Regions from separate parts of the Homo sapiens genome. Here regions 1 and 2 are each linked to region 3. A link is a contact called in ENCODE Hi-C or POLR2A ChIA-PET data. All regions are on one chromosome and are shown on one strand. Each heading gives the region's core, a stretch centred on a gene start or an enhancer-like site at or near the end of the contact. The rest is flanking DNA. Distances are from core to core; before and after follow the strand shown. Region 1 holds the start of CHMP4B (charged multivesicular body protein 4B). Region 2 holds the start of PXMP4 (peroxisomal membrane protein 4). Region 3 holds the start of PIGU (phosphatidylinositol glycan anchor biosynthesis class U).

What was found. Hi-C counts contacts between places; a loop is a spot of excess contacts on that map. ChIA-PET counts read pairs that join two places held with the same protein, here RNA polymerase II (POLR2A). Pooled maps may share reads with other maps.
Region 1: a map of B cell shows a loop between it and region 3 (30-fold over the local background). The contact joins the promoter of CHMP4B here to the promoter of PIGU in region 3. A Hi-C loop is called at or near these places in 4 of 168 maps with a recorded cell type or tissue (B cell, CD4-positive, alpha-beta memory T cell, CD8-positive, alpha-beta T cell and 1 more) and 11 of 50 pooled maps.
Region 2: a map with no recorded cell type shows a loop between it and region 3 (18-fold over the local background). The contact joins the promoter of PXMP4 here to the promoter of PIGU in region 3. A Hi-C loop is called at or near these places in 2 of 37 single-sample maps with no recorded cell type and 7 of 50 pooled maps. POLR2A ChIA-PET finds 5 or more read pairs at or near these places in 3 of 52 experiments (HEK293, activated naive CD4-positive, alpha-beta T cell and naive thymus-derived CD8-positive, alpha-beta T cell).

Annotation. Positions count from the first base shown.
Region 1 is chr20:33,809,982-33,814,007 of GRCh38, reverse strand. It overlaps CHMP4B (charged multivesicular body protein 4B), which reads right to left and starts at 2,660. Exons shown (of 5, transcript NM_176812.5): 1 at 2,350-2,660. The coding sequence starts at 2,539. ZNF341-AS1 (ZNF341 antisense RNA 1) reads left to right here and starts at 2,909. Exons shown (of 4, transcript NR_110623.1): 1 at 2,909-2,968. RefSeq lists enhancers at 1,367-1,436, 1,265-2,105, 2,872-2,951, 2,691-2,985 and a silencer at 2,532-2,811.
Region 2 is chr20:33,718,362-33,722,917 of GRCh38, reverse strand. PXMP4 (peroxisomal membrane protein 4) reads left to right here and starts at 2,608. Exons shown (of 4, transcript NM_007238.5): 1 at 2,608-2,823. The coding sequence starts at 2,711. RefSeq lists an enhancer at 3,012-3,061.
Region 3 is chr20:34,674,695-34,678,834 of GRCh38, reverse strand. It overlaps PIGU (phosphatidylinositol glycan anchor biosynthesis class U), which reads left to right and starts at 1,743. Exons shown (of 12, transcript NM_080476.5): 1 at 1,743-1,879. The coding sequence starts at 1,750. RefSeq lists enhancers at 503-1,388, 1,389-2,275 and silencers at 1,674-1,783, 2,024-2,123.

The sequences.
Region 1 (4,026 bases), core at 1,411-3,910, 870 kb after region 3:
CATAATCCCAGCACTTTGGGAGGCCGAGGCAGGCAGATCATGAGGTCAGGTGTTCAAGACCAGCCTGACCAACATGGTGAAACCCCATCTCTACTAAAAATACAAAAATTAGCCAGGCATGGTGGCGTGCACCTGTAATCCCAGCTACTCAGGAGGCTGACGCAGGAGAATCATTTGAACCCAGAAGGCAGAGGTTGCAGTGAGCTGAGATCGCACCACTGCACTCCAGCCTGGGCAACAGAGCGAGACTCCGTTTCAAAAACAAACAAACAAACAAACAAACAAAAAAACAAACTCCAGAAACTAAGCTAGCTCCAGACCAAAAGATCAGAGGAAAATGGTAAACTGACACCCTCCTCCTGCATTCCAAAATGCAGAAAGCTAAAAACACTGATTCTGATGACCATAAACAGAGGATCTGGACTGAGGGAGAGTCATCAGAGGAAAAAGCTAGAGACAGCAAAATATAACCCTGTTCCCATCTCCACAACTAAGCTGGAGTCCAAGCCACAAATGGACCACTGCAGCTGCCTCCTCACTGTTCTCCCTGCTCCCACCCGCATCCCCCACCCACTCTCCAAAGAGCAGCCAGATGATGTTTTAAAAACTCTGTCAATAAGGACACGTTCCAACAAAATACTCTCCAAAAACTTTCCATCCACTTGGAATAAAATTCAAACTCTTCACCAACAGGTTCAAAGTCCAAGCCCCGCCCCCTTTATTCCATACCACTCTCCCTCCAAGCACTACATTCTGGACACAAGGGTCTCTCTCTTCGGTTTCTTACAACCTGCTAACCTCCGAGCCTTTTCCCATGCTGCTTTCCACGCCCAGAAGGCTCCTCCCCCTTTTTTTTTTTTTTTTACAGAGCTGGTTCCTTCTCCAGACTCAGTTCAAACTTTACCTTTTCAAAGACGCCTTCCCTGACCATTCTATCCAAAGTGGCATCCCTCCCACTCCACCACTCCCTATCAGACCATCTTTTTGTGTGTTTAGTACTTATCACCCCCGGACAATATTTTCTTCATTTATTTTCCTGTTTCTGTCTTCTCTCCCATTAGGGTTGAGGCCGTGTTTTGTTCACCCCTATGAATACAGCGCATGCAGCAGGCACTAAAAAGAATTTCCAGAATATCTGTTGACTATCAGCAGAGAAGCATCCTCCAGATAGGCTATTTTGTTCTCCTATTAGAATGGAGAAAACATCGATTTAGCCCCTACTATGTGCTGAGCACTGTAAATCCATGATTTTCCTTTCAGAAAGGTAAATGAGCTCAAGGTCGCACTGCTAGTCACTAGCAGACTTCTGAGTGAATTACCTCAATCCTAAACCCCTCTCAAGGGGAAGGGATGTCGTTCTGTGATTCACTCTCACATGGCCATAACAAGAAAAAGCAAACATTTCTAAACTGCTTTACAGTTTTAAAGCATTTTCACATTCATCTCACTTAAGAAAAACACAAAGCACTTGGAATGCCCAGAAAGCCATACGACAACAGGAAGTAAAGTAAGCAGTGCCTCAAGATTCAATACTGGGGCCCTGAATCCTAGTAGTGGGGACTGGGGAGCAGTCGGGAGTCTCTATTTCTGGTTCAGACGGATGGGGAAGCGGTGAGTCATGGGGTGAAGGCTTGCGCCACGGGAAACTTTGGTAAGGTCAAGCTACGAGGCAACAAAAAGTGAATCACAACGCTGGAAAACACCTTAGGCCTCAACAGAGGCCGAACTCTGGCTGACGGATGGGGAAACTGAGGCCTCAAAGGGAAAGCAACTTGCTCAAGTTCACTCAGCAAGTGAATAGAGCAGGAATCGGGGGTCTCATCTCCCCCAGTCCCCTTTTCTCTCCAGCAAGGAGGCTTTTCAACGAGAATTCTGAGACAAGAGGACAGGGGAGAGGCCAAGGGGCAGCTCACAGATTCCACCGAGGAGTCGGGAGAGGGCACAGGTAGGACCAGGAAGCACAGAAATGCTAGGATGGGGGCAGAAATGAGCCGAGGAGGAGGCAGGGGCAGTAGCTAGGCAGGTGGGTGAGGCGAGAAGGAAAAGGCGGAAGAGAAAGGGACAGAGTGAGGGCGGAGGAAAGTGCTGTGAGATTGGGGTCTGAAGGGACCTGGCGGGGTGGAGAGAGGCTGAGGGGAGAGGGCAGAATAAGTCTGACGATGGAAAAGTCCAGGGATCGGGGAGACATTGAAGGGAGTCGGGGAGGGGGTCCCAGACCCGGCAAGAAGTCTGACCCGGAGAGTTCCAGGGTCAGACCAGACCCCGAGGCGAGTCTGATGAAGGTGAAGTCCGGGCCCGGGGAGCCTGGGGGGAGCCCGTGGCAAGTCTGAAGGGGCCGGGCAGCCTCACCGCGCTTGTTTTTGGTGCCGTGCTTCTTGGCGGCCGTCAGCTCCTGCTCGATTTTCTTCTCCAGGAACTCCTGTTTCTTGCTTAACATCTCTTCCGTGTCCCGCAGCCGCTGGATGGCCTCCTGGGGGGTCGGGCCGCCCTTGCCGGCCTTACCCCCTCCAGCCCCGAACAGCTTCCCGAACACCGACATGGTTGCTGCTCGCCGCGCCGGCCTTCGCCGCCCGCTCCGGCTCGGCTCGGCTCGGCTCGGCTCGGGTCGGCTCCGGCGCCCGCTCCCAGTCCCGCCGCTCCCTGCCGCCGCAGGCCTCTCCTCCGCCTCCGCCTCCGCCCCGCAGCTGGGCCCGGCCGCGCCACCTCCCACAGGCCCCCACGCCCGGCCCGGCAGGCGTCAGGGCAACGCGCCACTGACTACAACTCCCAGTGGGCAACGCGCCGGCCGCGCCTCAAATCTAATAGGGGGAAGCGTGCTGCATGCCGGGAAGCTATAGTCTTCCGGCTTCAGGCGCTCCCCGGCGCGTCTTTTGCTGTAGCTGGGGTCAAAGGGCGTGTGGCATTCTGGGAAATGTAGTCTCCTTGGCCTGCGCTCTGTAGGAGTGGCAGAACAGTAAGAGAAATGACAGTAAGTGTGCAACACTGCTCAAAAATTTATTGCTAGTATGGGATACTGCCATGCTTGAACTTCACATGTATATTCATGTGAAGTTGTCTTAAAAGCGTGAAGGCAACAGTTGTTTCCAATTTCAACCTGTCAATTCTGTGGTCACAGAAGCAAAGCAGTATCTTCTCCAGTTAAGTACGGTAGTGTCCCCCTTATCTGAGATTTTACTTTGAGTAGTTTCACTTGGCCAGCTAAGGTCTGACAGTATTAAATAGAAAATTCCAGAAATAAACAGTTCATAAGTTTTTAATTTCCATTGGCCTAATGAAATCTCGTGCTATCCTGTTCCATCCTACCTGCAATGTGAATCATCCCTTTGTCCAACATACCTCTACCATCTGTTAGTTACTTACCAGCTTAGGAGTTATCAGATGGACTGCCACGGTGTTGCAGTGCTTTGGTTCGAGTAACCCTCATTTTACTATATAATGGCCCCAAAGTGCAAGAGTAGTAATGCTGGCAGTTTGGATATGCCAAAATGAAGCTGTAAAGTGCTTCCTTTAAATGTAAATGTGGAAGTTCTGAGCTTAAGAAAAAAAATCGTATGCTGAGCTTACTGAGGTCTGCAGTAAGAACGAATCTTCTAGCCCTAGAATTGTGAAAGAGGAAAAAGAAATTCATGCTGGTTTTGCTGTCGTACCTCAAACTGCAAAAGTTACAGCCACAGTGTGTGATAAGTGCTTAGTTAAGATAGAAAAGGCATTAAGTTGTATCCTTACTTACAGGGGAAAAAAAGAAAATAAATTTTTTTACAAAAGAAAAGAAAAAGCATTAAGCTTATACGTGGAAGACACGAACAAAAAATGTGTTCCAACTGACAGCAACCTGTTACCCCCCAGAAAGCATTGAGCCTGTATAAAGGCTTCAGCAAGGAATCTCCTAAAACCAGTGGCACCAAGCCACTTACTGAAAGTAATGGATGGTTGCACTGACTTAGGAATAGGTTTAGACTGCAAAATATAAAAATTACTGGATGGGCTGGGCACAGTGGCTCACACCTGTAATCTCAGCACTCTGGC
Region 2 (4,556 bases), core at 1,359-3,858, 960 kb after region 3:
CGCGATCTCAGCTTACTGCAACCTCTGCCTCCCGGGTTCAAGCGATTCTCCTGCTTCAGCCTCCTGAGTAGCTGGGATTACAGGCACGTGCCACCACGCCCGGCTAATTTTGTATTTTTAGTAGAGACAGGATTTCTCTGTGTTGGTCAGGCTCGTCTCGAACTCCGACCCCAGGTGACCCACCCACCTCACCCTCCCAAAGTGCTGGGATTAAAGGCGTGAGCCACCGTGCCCGGCCACATTCCTCATACTTTTAAGCACTTCAGTTTGACACAGGGTCTCAGTCACCCAGGCTGGAGTCCAGTGGCGTGATCACCGCTCACCGCAGTGTTGACCTCTCCAGGCTCAGGTGATCCTCCCGCACCTGTAGTTGGGACTACAGGTGTGTGCCACCAGGCCTGGCTAATTTTTGTATTTTTAGTAGAGATGGGTTTTCGCCATGTTGCCCAGGCTGGTCTTGAACTCCTGGGCTCAAGAGATCCACCCACCTTGGCTTCCCAAAGTGCCGGGATTACAGGCGTGAGCTACCTACCGCACCTGGCAGAGCTTCAGTGTTTTTTTGTTTTTGTTTTTGTTTTTTAATTTTTTAGAGACGGGGTTTCACCATGTTGGTCAGGGGTGGTCTCGAACTCCTGGCTTCAAGTGATCCGCCCGCCTCGGCTTCCCAAAGTGCTGGGATTACAGGCATGAGCCACTGTGCCCAGCCAAGGAACTTCAGTGTTTTTAAGAGGATATTTTAATATATTATCTAACATAGTCATTATCTTCAGAGGAAGGATGAACTGAATAAAGTAGCCTACCATCACAAAAGAAAAATCCCGGACAACCCAGTTTCAGTGACAAAATAGGCCCAGCACAACTCCCTCCTTCATTGACCTCTGAAATTGTCCCCTGACACTGAGCAAATAACATCACTGGTAAATACCATATGGCCCAAGTACCAGGGGACACCCTCACAAGTCACAGCCACCACTCAGTGTGTAGCTGTTATTCAGTGACAACTCCACATAGTGACATCATATGTTAATGTCACCCATCAATGCTCTCAGAGATGACAACCCAAAACTATGTGTTGCTTAAACAAGCAAGTGTTGAGTACCCACCATGTGCCTAGTGTTGGGGTTACAGCAGAAAACAAGACAAATAAGATTTCTTCCTTCATAGAATTTACAGTTTGATAAGGGCAATGGACAATGAACACATAGTAAACAAGTCTAAAGTGTCAAAAGTTCTATAAAAAAAAAAAACACATAAGAACCAGGGTGGCCGGGCACGATGGCTCACATTTGTAATTCCAGCACTTTGGGAGGCCGAGGCGGGCGGATCACAAGGTCGGGAGTTTGGACTAGCCTGGCCAATATGGTGAAACCCCGTCTTTACTAAAAATACAAAAATTAGCCGGGCGTGGTGGCATGCACCTGTAGTCCTAGCTCCTCAGGAGGCTGAGGCAGAAGAATCCCTTGAACCTGGGAGGCAGAAGTTGAAGTGAGCTGAGATCACACTACTGCGCTCCAGCCTGGGTGATAGATCCGAGACTCAGTCTAAAAAAAAAAAAAAAAAAAAAAGAGCCAGGGTAATGAGTCAGAGTGGACAGTGCTACTTCAAATTGGATGTCTCAGAAAGTCTCTCTGATGAAGTGGCATTTGAGCTGAAACCTGAAGGATGAGAAGAAGCCCATCATGGGAAGAGCCCAGGATGGCGAATATCAAGCAGGGAACCAGCAAGTGCAAAGGCCCTGAGGTAGAAGGGTTCTTGGCCCAAGGAACAGAAAGGAGGCTGTTTGGCTGGGAAGCAGTGAGGTGGCAAGTGCTGGAACGTGGGGTCAGAGGGAGAGGCACGGACCAGATCACAGGAGGTCTTCTCTCTTGGGCCTTGGGGAGGAGTTTGGATTCTAAGAATAAGTGGACGCCGGCTGGGTTCACGCCTGTAATCCCAGCACTTTGGAAGGCCGAGGCAGGTGGATCACCTGAGGTCAGGAGAGCAGCCTGGCCAACATGGTGAAACCCCGTCTCTACTAAAAATACAAAAAAATTTGCCAGGCATGGTGGTGGGTGCCTGTAGTCCCAGCTACTCAGGAGGCTGAGGCAGGAGAACTGCTTGAACCCTGGGGGGTGGAGGTTGCAGTGAGCCGAGATCGCGCCACTGCACTCCAGCCTGGGTGACAGAGCGAGGCTGCATCTCAAAACATACATACGTACATGGAAGCCATTGAGGGGCCATGTGACTGACACTCTGGGAAGATCGCTATGGTAAAGGATATCCCAGTCAGAACTATCTCGCATAAAGATGGGGCCCTGCTCCTCCCTGTATCATCACCTGTCGCCCATCCCATCTCTAAGCAGGGCCACTCCTCATTCAGGAGCCCTCCTTCCAAGTACACGCCTCCTTCCAAACCCACTCGTGAACCCAACATGGCCCAAGGGAAAGTGCCTTCTGATTGGACAAATCGTGTGTGACCTTGGGCGGAGCCCACTGTGATTGGCTACAAGCTTTCCTTTCTCTTCCAGTCAGACAACTATTTCGATGAGTGCTATTGTCCCATGAGACAAGTACGCTCTCTGATTGGTCTTCCATGCATGAGTGACGCAGAAACAGCCTATAGACGCCACGAGTCGGCGGCGCTACCGAGGGGCTGTGGGCGCGCAGCTGGAACCTCCGGCTGTCAGTGCGCTTACAGTTCCTAACCCCGACCCTGCGCGCAGCCCGCACTATGGCAGCCCCGCCGCAGCTAAGGGCTCTGCTCGTAGTCGTCAACGCACTGCTGCGCAAGCGCCGCTACCACGCTGCGTTGGCCGTGCTTAAGGGCTTCCGGAACGGGGCTGTGTGAGTGGGGCCGTCGGGCCGGGCTGGGGCTGAGGGATGTCCTGCCTGGGGTCAGAGGCGCGAGTTCGAAGTCCGATGCCGCGGTGCTGTTTGCCCTGGAGCAGTCCTCGTGTGTCTCTAAGTCTCGGAGGTCACCATCTGTGCAATGGGAGCTGGATTTTGGCTTGCGCGCCTTCCCAGCTCTGAACTGGGGCTCCCACTGCACATTTTCTGGGTCTTCCAACCTTTGCAGCCTGGCCCTCTTGCTTTGACTCCTCCCATGCCAGCTTCTGTATCCCCTCATTTGGGTTCAGTTCACCTCACCTCTCTGTGTGCCTTTGGGCCTCAACGGCCCCATCTGCACAATGGGGAACTGGACTCTGGCCTCTAGCTGGCAGGCGGATGCCTCCTGTCTATTCTGTCCCCATGAAGCTTGCCCATGGGCTTGCATCCTGCTTCTCACTTCTCACCTGTAGGACTCCAGCGCTAAGTCCCGTTCGGCTCAGGGGGCTCCTGGGACGTGACAATGAATGTAAAAGAAGCTGCAACTATCCTGGCATCTTACCTGCAAGAGAGGTCTTGGGGTCATTGCCCTGGCTGGTGCCTAGAGGGGAGCTCAGTCTCCTTTAAACCTAGTGCATAACAGCCACCATTTATTGAGGGCCTACAGTGCCAGAACCGGGGACAAAGCAGAGAACAAACCAGAGAAAGTGGTTTGTGTCCCCCAGAATTGGCATCCTAGTGGCAACGTGGGATGGTGGGAAGGATGTGGATGCCTTGGCTTGAACCCTGGCCCCACCTACCCGTGTGATCTGGAGGAAGTCATTTAGCCTCTCTAAGCCTCAATATCTGTAAAATGGGCATGGTACTAGTACTTATACTATCAGGATTGAGTCAATATGTGTGAAATGCTTAGCACAGGCTGGCCACGGTGGCTCACACCTGTAATCCTAGCACTTTGGGAGGCCGAGGCAGGCGGATTATCTGAGGTCAGGAGTTCGAGACTAGCCTGGCCAACATGGCAAAACCCCGTTTCTACCAAAAATACAAAAATTAGCCGGGTGTAGTGTCACATGCCTGTAGTCCCGGCTACATGGGAGGCTGAGGCAGGAGAACCGCTTGAACCCAGGAGGTGGAGGTTGCAGTGAGCTGAGATTGTGCCACTGCACTCCAGCCTGGGTGACAGAGTGAAACTCCATCTCAAAAGGAAAAAAAAGAAAGTTTCATGAGGCCATAACTTTATCTATTTTGTTCCTTGGTGTATTACTAGCACCTGGTATTTAGTAGTTTCTGAAATATTTATTGAATGAATGAATAAGTGTGCAAGATCAGAATTGCCATTGTCCCCATTTTCCAGATGAAAAGGCTGTAGCTCAGAGGTAGACCCATTGCTCGTGGCCACAGCACTTGGTCACGGTTGGAGCCGGGATTCAAACCCAAGGATGCCTGGCACCAGTGCCAGGCTCTTGGCTCCCATGGACACTCAAGAGTCAGGTAGAACTGGTTCCCACTGGGTCTGGCCAAGGGCATATCCTTGATGTGCCCTGAGATAACATCAGTAACCCTTTTGCCAAGTTTTTTTTTTTTTTTTTTTTTTTTTTTTTTGAGATGGAGTGTCGCTCTGTTGCCCAGGCTGGAGTGCAGTGGCGCAATCTCGGCTCACTGCAAGCTCCGTCTCCCAGGTTCACACCATTCTCCTGCCTCAGCCTCCTGAGTAGCTGGGACTACAGGCACCCACCACCACGCCCGGCTAA
Region 3 (4,140 bases), core at 494-2,993:
TTATCAATGGGCTCTCCAAACCCCAAACCCCTGATTTGTAGTGTTTGCTGATTCCTGTGGTGTAAACACTCGCATTGGGAGGGATTTTCAATCTATCAACCTGAGGAAACTGAACACCACCATTTGGGAAGAGAAAGAGATAGTATTTGCTGTACTGATACAGCGGTGGTAAATAATCTCAAAAGCACATATAAAAAAAAGTGTAGTAAAATAATTAGAAAGTGACGTGTTGAATATGTATTCCGTTGTTTTCAATATAAGTTATTTAACTGTAGGTTTATATGTCTTAATTTTCAAAAATGCCTGTGTTTAAAAGCGACTGGCAAAATTTCTAAGCCTTCCGGCCAGGCACGATGACACAAGCCTGTAATCCCAGCACTTTGGGAGGCCGAGGCAGGCAGGTGGATCGCCTGAAGTCTGGAGTTCGAGACCAGCCTGACCAACATAGAGAAACCCTGTCTCTACTAAAATTACAAAAAATTAGCCGGGCGTGATGGCGCATGCATGTAATCCCAGCTACTCGGGAGGCTGAGGCAGGAGAATCGCTTGAACCTGGGAGTCGGAGGTTGCAGTGAGCTGAGATCGCGCCATTGCACTCCAACCCGGGCAATAAGAGCGAAACTCCGTTTCCAAAACAAAAAAAAAATTTCTAAGCCTTCCTCAACTGTCCCTAGTTAGCCTATAATCAGCACATTTTTCAGCACACAAGGGTTAAGCGACTTGTTGAACTAGCTAATAAATCAGTCTACTACTCCAAAACGCATCTGTAGAACCTAACATAGTGCCTGGAAAATAGTTGGCGTTTAACAAACAACTGCCAGAATAAATTTTTTAAAAAATACACATTTAACACTCTTTAAAAACATAAAAGGTACCAGCCTGGGCAACATGGCGAAACCCCGTCTCTACTAAAAGTACAAAAACTTAGCCGGGTGTGGTGGCGCGCACCTGTGGTCCCAGCTACTCTGGAGCCCGGGAGGTCCAGGCTGCAGTGAGCTGAGATTGCGCCACTGCACTCCAGCCTGGGCGACGGCACTGAGACCCTGTCTCAAAAACAAAAAACATAAACATTTTGGGCAGGGTGCGGTGGCTCACGCCTGTAATCCCAGCATTTTGGGAAGCCGAGGCGGGCGGATCACCTGAGGTCAGGAGTTCGAGACCAACCTGGCCAACATGGTGAAACCCCATCTCTACTAAAAATACAAAAAAAAAAAAAAAAAAAAAATAGCCGCGCGTGGTGGTGGGCGCCTGTCATCCCAGCTACCCAGGAGGCGGAAGTTGCAGTGAGCCAAGATCGCGCCACTGCACTCCAGCCGGACGACAGAGCGAGACTCCGTCTCAAAAAAAATAAAAATAAAAATAAAAATAAACATTTTGGCATTGAAAACATACACGCAAGAGTGAATTTAACATCTGTTTAAAAGTCTCTCACAATCCCAGGAAGGCGACTACTTCCGCTTCTACTTTCAGCAGCGTTTCAGCCCCGCTATAGCGGCGCGGCTTCACAAAACACCTGCGATCGTAGAAGGTTTCGCCCCACCTTCTGCATACGCAGCTTGAGGCGCCCGCTTTCCGTCGCTCCGGCCCGCCTCGCCGCAAGGCTTTCTGGGAGCCGTAGTCCCCACGTCTGGCCTCTCCGGCGCCAGCGGCAGCGCGCGCCCACCCGCGGAACTACAGAGCGTGGCGCACAGCGCGCGAGGCTCCTCCGCCTCGCCTTCCCTCCCCGCCCGCGCGCCCGCCCCAGTTATCATGGCGGCTCCCTTGGTCCTGGTGCTGGTGGTGGCTGTGACAGTGCGGGCGGCCTTGTTCCGCTCCAGTCTGGCCGAGTTCATTTCCGAGCGGGTGGAGGTGGTGTCCCCACTGAGCTCTTGGAAGAGAGGTGAGGCCACTGGCTCGAGCAGACTGTCAGGCCCCACCTGCCCTCCCGCGGCCTCTGTGAATGGGAGGCGGGGGCAGTGACCGCCAGCGCGCGGTTCCTAGAGAACTAACTGACTGTCTCGTGGGGTTCTTGGAGAGGGCGGGGCCTGAGGGCGGGGCTGGTGAGGGGAGGGGGCGTGGGGACCGGGGCGTGGGGACAGTGTCGTGAGGTTTGGGCCCTGGGGGCCGGACCACCTAGTGGTGGGGATCTGAGGGGGCGTGTCCCATTCAGTGTCCTGAGCCGAGGAGTGTGGTCTGTGGGAAGGGTTGGAATAAGAGGAGGAGGTGCTTGTGGAGCGCGGCTTGCAGAGGAGTTTGGGATTTGGGGCGGGATCGCCAGGGGTGCTCCCTGGGATAAAAGGTTATGTGTGAGGGGGTCCGGGATGAGGGGACCAATTTTGCTTAAGCGAGGAGAGTGTGCGTGTGCTTTAGACGTCTCTTCTCAGTCTGGGACTTGCAGGGCAATTTTTGTTACTGTTCCTTACTAAGTTCTTCACCGAACATTGTTTTATACTAACGCCTACAGCGAGAAAGCGAAGTTGGCCTGAAGTAGCTGCACAGGCTAGTGAGGGAGACAAATCGTTATAATAATTCATGAAAAGTATACTTTATGTGTCCACCCAGTTCCTTCCTTAGTATTCTGACCCTGAATAAACTATCCCCTACCTTTCCAGTTTTCCAGAATGTGGGATTTGAGCTGACTCTTGAAGGATGTAGGGTTTTGAAAGGGAGATTAGAGAAAAGGAGAGTTCCAGGTAGCAGAAAGTAAATAGGATGAAGAAACGTTCAAGGATGTGAAATGTCCAAAGCAGGGGAGTAATGGGGTGGAAGCTAGGTTTAGGCCAGAGTTTGATGATTAAAAAAAAACAAACAACTTTTTTTTTTTTTTTTTTACTGAAGTACAGTATACATACAATGCATATTAAGTAAGTGTAGAGTTCAATGAATTTTTAAAAACTGTATTCACTCATGTAGCCAGCACCTAGTTCAAGAAACAGTATCAGCACCCCAGAAGTCCCCTTTGTGTCCTTTAAATGCTAAAGTTTTTTTGTTTTTGTTTTTGTTTTTTGTTTAGAGACAGGGTCTTTCTATGTTGCCCAGGCTGGTCTGGAACTCCTGGACTCAAGCAGTCTCACTTGGCCTCCCAAAGTGCTGGGATTTCAGGCGTGAGCCATGGCACCTGGCCAAGGCTAACGTTTTGATGTTATCCCATAGAATGTTGGTATGGGGAACGGCATAATGAATGGGTGTTTTATGAATAGAGTTAAGGTTTCTAAAAATGGTAACATATACCTTTTCTCATTTAGTCCTCACATTTATTTCTATGTGATAGATGGTGTTATTTTCCCCCTTTTACAGATGAGGGAACTGAAATTTAGAGAAGTTAATTTGCCCAGGTTTCCTAGTTGGGGAATGGTAATAAAGATAGTAATAATTCATGTCTGAGATTGTAAGAGCTTGGATTTGTTACCTCTGCGTATTATTTTTCTGTTGAAATGAATCGAAGCCATTTGGTTCCTGTTTTCTTCTGGATAACTGAAAACCTGAGGCAGTATTAGGCCCTTCTTCCTCTACACCCTACTAAGAGCATTTCTTATCTCATAATTACCTGTTTATATCCGGTTTTTCCACATTTTCTCTCTCTCTCTTTTTTTTTTTTTTTTTTTTTGAGATGGAGTTTCACTCTCATTGCCCTAGCTGGAGTGCAATGGTGCGATCTCGGCTCACCATAACCTCCGCCCCCTGGGTTCAAGCAATTCTTCTGCCTCAGCCTCCTGGGCAGCTGGGATTACAGGCATGCACCACCATGCCTGGCTAATTTTGTATTTTTAGTAGAGACAGGGGTTCTCCATGTTGGTCAGGCTGGTCTTGAACTCCCGACCTCAGGTGATCTGCCTTCCTCGGCCTCCCAAAGTGCTGGGATTACAGGTGTGAGCCGCCATGCCTGGCCTCTTTTTTTTTTTTTTTTTCTTCAAGAGACAGGGTCTCACTCTGACACTCAGGCTGGAGTGCAGTGATAATGGGTCACTGCAGCCTTGACCTCTCGGGCTCAGGACATCCTCCCTCCTCAGCCTCCCAAGTAGTTGGTAGCTGGGACTACAGGCATGTACCACCAACCCTACTTGTTATTATTATTATTTTTTTGTATTTTTTGTAGAGATGGGGTTTCACCATGTTGCTTAGGCTGGTCTCAAACTCCTGGGCTCAAGTGATCCGCCCATC